Linked DNA regions of Homo sapiens: region 1 is linked to region 2. Evidence: read pairs that join two places in POLR2A ChIA-PET (ENCODE). Cell type or tissue: Caco-2. All regions are shown on one strand.

What was found. Peaks named below come from ENCODE experiments on the same cell type or tissue, not always from the same donor. Only the 100,000 strongest peaks of a DNase experiment are listed, where the experiment ranks them.
Region 1: POLR2A ChIA-PET joins it to region 2 with 6 read pairs; 2 of 35 experiments call an interaction of 5 or more read pairs at or near these places.

Annotation. Positions count from the first base shown.
Region 1 is chr20:34,620,482-34,622,981 of GRCh38, reverse strand. All of the region lies in intron 6 of PIGU (phosphatidylinositol glycan anchor biosynthesis class U), which reads left to right. Among named protein-coding and RNA genes, the nearest start is that of PIGU, 55 kb to the left of the region's middle. In Caco-2, no CTCF peak of the experiment used is centred here; DNase peaks (open chromatin) are centred at 1,071 and 1,438.
Region 2 is chr20:35,167,676-35,170,175 of GRCh38, reverse strand. All of the region lies in intron 4 of MMP24-AS1-EDEM2 (MMP24-AS1-EDEM2 readthrough), which reads left to right. Among named protein-coding and RNA genes, the nearest start is that of PROCR, 3.1 kb to the left of the region's middle. In Caco-2, no CTCF peak of the experiment used is centred here; no DNase peak of the experiment used is centred here.

The sequences.
Region 1 (2,500 bases), 550 kb after region 2:
CTTGCTGAGGCTTTTGGCCCCCACCCTGACACAAATAGAGAGTTAGAAAACATAACATATTCAAAGCTAGATTGAGTAGATAATGAAATTTCCTGATACTACAGCCAATGTACATACACATTTGACTGATTTACTCTAATATCCCTAGGATAAGGCTAAATATCAAGGCTTATATAGAAAGCCTAGTGCCTGTGCATCTGGGCTGCCCTAGCAAATGGTAGGTTATATCATTTTGGGGTAAAACTCTTAGTCCTCTTGGCACAGTTCCTTCTGGTTAGGCCAGCGTGATGCCCTAGCTCTTGCCCACATGAGGCTGCCATTTCAGACATGATTTCAGGTATCCTGTCTGGGCCTGTAGGTAGATGTTTTTGGATGACTGTGCAAGCTTAGCCCTCCGTGATCTGACTCCTACCTGCTTGCTGAGACTTTTTGGATTGTAACTTTTTTTTTGTTTTTGTTTTTTTTGAGACGGACTCTTGCTGTGTCTCCCAGGCTGGAGTGCAGTGGCGTGATCTCGGCTCACTGCAACCTCCACCTCTCAGGTTCAAGAGATTCTCCTGCCTCAGCCTCCCGAATAGCTGGGACTACATGCGCCCGCCACCACATCCGGCTAATTTTTGTATTTTTAGTAGAGATGGGGCTTCACCATATTGGCCAGGCTGGTCTCGAACTCCTGACCTTGTGATCCACCCTCCTCGGCCTCCCAAAGTGCTGAGATTACAGGGGTGAGCCACCACGCCCAGCCGGATTGTAACTTTTTATTGAAGTATGACATATATACGGAAAAATGTATAACTCATTAGTGTACAGATACGTGAATTTTCACGAAACGTTGAGTAACCAGCACCCAGATTAAGGAAGAGTGGTACCAGCATCCACGGGAGCCCCTTTTGTGTTCTCTTTCCTGTCACTCCTCCCAGCTCTTGCCCTGTTTTGGCTATATTGAGCTAATTACAGTACACACAGCCCCACCCCAGCACACCATTCTCTCTTGCCCTCCAACCTGTGCACAGCCTTGGACTGCCCAGCCTCACCTACTCATTGTTCAAAACTCAGGTGTCAGCTTCCCCTGATGGGCTAGGTCTGCTTCCTTTGTACTTTCCTCCTGTATTTTGTAATTGTTTACTGGGAGCTCCCTGAGGACAGAGACTATCTGAGTCACCAGGTTTCCTGGCACCCATCACACTCTTCGTATAGAGCAAACTCCAGAAATGTTTGCTTATTGCACAGTTTGTTTAAAATATTTGAAGTCACTTCTCACTTTCCTTGATCTTCTCTGACTCTGCCCCAAGCACATATCATTCCTCCTCTGCCTTCCTAACTCCTTTTTACCCCTTCAAGCTTTTTTCAAAACACATAGCCCTTTCTGAGTCTCCTGCCTGCCTCCATACTCACCCTCACTTTTGCTCCGGCTGTGCGTCCGCCCTGTCCACACCTGTCCCAGCATCCCACACTCAGACTTCCCACACACCAACCTACTGACTGTTGCAGCACTGTGTTTCTGCCCCCAGACTGCAGGCCTCAGCCATGCAATAGTTTACTCCACAGAGAGCATTCTCTGTGCCAGCCCTCTGCCACAACAAACCCTCAACCACTATTCTTCAGGCTCTGCTTTATTTGAGTTAGATTTATTTTGTGCTTTGCCTGTGTTCATGACTCTGTGTATTACACTTCATAAGTTTTTCTTCCTCAAGAACATTGGTTTCCTTTAATATTCTCATATTTTTAAAAAGGATTTCATATGTATTGCTGAATGATATTCATTCATTCATTTCTTCATTTGTTCATTTATCACATGTGCCAGGAACTGTACTAGGTGCTGGAGAGCCAAAGTTAAGATAAATGTGTTGCCCTTGAGAAACTCACAGAGAAATGGGGAGAGAGAGAAACATATGCAGATTATTATAAGATAGCATCAGTATTAGGCTTATTAACACAGGGATTAAGAGTGGGTACCGGAGTCAGCTATGTGGTTTTGGTCACATTACTGAAGCTTTCTGTTTCTGTCTTGATTTCTTGACCTGTAAAATGGGTAGAATGTGTGGTTTTTATCTCAGTAAAGCTGTTCTAAGAAGCAGAAATAGAGCTTTCACAGGGCTGTTGTGATGTTTCCTGAGGACCTTTTTGAGTCAGGAACTGTTTTTTTTGTTTTTTTTTTTTTGTTTTTTTTTTGTTTTTTTTTAGGTGGAGTCTTGCTGTGTCGCGTGCAGTGGCGCGATCTCGGCTCACTGCAAGCTCTGCCTCCCGGGTTCACGCCATTCTCCTGCCTCAGCCTCCCGAGTAGCTGGGACTATAGGCTCCCACCACCATGCCCGGCTAATTTTTTGTATTTTTAGTAGAAACAGGGTTTCACCGTGTTAGTCAGGATGGTCTCGATCTCCCGACCTCGTGATCCGCCCGCCTCAGCCTCCCAAAGTGCTGGGATTACAGGCATGAGCCACCGCGCCTGTCCAAGTCAGGAACTGTTCTTGATGCAGAGGATACAGTACAGTGCCTGGCA
Region 2 (2,500 bases):
ACCAATTTATATTGTCTTGCCTTTTATTAAAAATTATGAAACATTTCTTTTTTCTTTTTTTTTTTCTTTTTTTTGAGATGGAGTCTTGCTGTAATGCAGTGGCGTGATCTCGGCTCACTGCAACCTCCACCTCCCAGATTCAAGCGATTCTCCTGCCTCAGCCTCCCAAGTAGCTGGGATTACAGTCACCTGCCACCACACCTGGCTAATTTTTGTATTTTTAGTAGAGATGGGATTTCACCATGTTGGCCAGGTTGGTCTCAAACTCCTGACCTCAGGTGATCCGCCCACTTCAGCCTCCCAACATGCTGGGATTACAAGCCTGAGCCACTGTGCACAGCCTGAAATATTTCATTTTTGAAGAGTTATTTCATGCTTAAAGGATTACATTTCAAACATACCTATCCCCACCACCAAGCATAAGAAATACAATATTGCTAATATAGTTGAAGCCCCCTATGGACTCTTCCTCAGCTGCATCTCTCTCTCCCTGCCACAGCCCCTGAAGTAACCACTTCAGATGAAAATGAAGATTTGATATTTTTCATTTCCTTATATTTCTGTATACTTACACTACTTATGTATATATCCCTAAACAATAGATAGTGGTATTTCACATATTTTGAGCTTTATATAAATGGTATTAAAATGTATGTATTCCTCTGTACCTTTTGCTTTTTTCACTTAATGTATTAATAAGATTCATTCATGTGGCTATGTGTAGACCATTCATTTTCACTGCTTTAAAATATTCCGGCTGGGGAGGTATTATCCCAGCACTTTGGGAGGCCGAGGTGGGTGGATCATTTGAGCCCAGGAGTTCAAGACCAGCCTGGGCAACATAGTGAGACCCCCATCTCTACAAAAAAAATAAAATTAGCTGGGTGTGATGGGTTGTGCCTGTGGTCTCAGCTACTCAGGAGGCTGAGGTAGGAGGATTGCTTGAGCCCAGGAGGTTGAGACTGCAGTGAGCCATGATCATGCCACTGCACTCTAGCCTGGGCAACAGAGCAAGACCCTGTCTCAAAAAAAAAAATCAATTTTGGGAATAGATCATTATTTATGTATCCATTCTCTTGTTGCTGAACACTTAAGTTTTTTCCAGTTTTTTGCTATTACAAACAGTGCTGGTATGAACATTCTCATACTCGAGTCCTTGTGCATATGTGGGAGTTTTTGTAGGTGCAAACTTGACAGTGGAATTTCTGAGTAATAAAGTATATGCATCTTCAGTTTTACTAGATATTGCCAAACTGTTTTACAGAAAGGTTGTGCCAATTTACGTTCCCAGCAGTGTATGAGAATTCCCTCGCTTCACATCCTTGCCAGCCCTTGGCATTATCAGATGGTTGGGTGTAAAATGGCATTTCTCTTTGGTTTTAGTTTGCATTTTTCTGGTTCTTAGTGAGGTTGTGCATATTTTTGCTTTGCCTTTTTTCTCCCTTGAAGGCTTGAAGGGTACTTTGGGATGGATAAGAGAGGGCAAAAGAGTGTACGATTGAACCAATTTGGAATTGAATGCTGTGAGCCTTCCATCTAAGCGGGTAGGGTCTGGGTCCACTTTCATCCACATTATCTTACACAGAGCTCATTACATCAAGGGCTTTCTTTCCTTTTCTTTCTTTCTTTTTTTTTTTTTTTTTTTGAGATGGAGTCTCGCTCTGTTGCCCAGACTGGAGTGCAATGGTATGATCTCTGCTCACTGCAACCTCCACCTCCTGGATTCAAGCAATTCTCCTGCCTCAGCCTCCCAAGTAGCTGGGATTACAGGCAGGTGCCACCATGCCTGGCTAATTTTTGCATTTTTAGTAGAGATAGGGTTTCATCATGTTGGCCAGGCTGGTCTCGAATTCCTGACCTCAAGTGATCCATCTGCCTTGGCCTCCCAAAGTGCTGGGATTACAGGCACGAGCCCCCACGCCCAGCCACATGGAGGCCTTTCTAATCAGGTTAAGATCCATCATGGACAGATAGCAGCAGCAACAGCTATTTCCCAAGCACCCCTCTCATATACTAGAGCCCTGAAAATTGAACAGTGAGACAATGATAGCATTATTATAGGTAACACTTATTGTAGGCCAGAAACAGTGTTCGGCTCTTTACTTAAATAATCTTACTTTATTCTTATGCTAGCCCTGTGAAATGGGTTTCACTAGCATCACCATTTTACTAAGAAACTGAGGCTCAGAGAGGTTAAGTGACTTACCTAAGGTCACACAGCAAAAGCTATAATTTGAAAGTTTCTCTCTCTCTCTGGTGCCAAAGTTTGTGAATTTAACTCCCACACAGTGACTCAAAAATTATTTTGATCACTTTCCATCAATACATTTTTTTAACACATACCTCCAACATGCTTGAATGTTTAATATATATGTTATAAAACATTCTTTAAATTCATACTATGTGCTAGGCCTTTAATCACTTTCTCTGGGGCAGACCATGCTCATTGTTTCCATGCTACAGACAAAAAAATAAATAAAATAAAGCTGCCTGGGTGTAG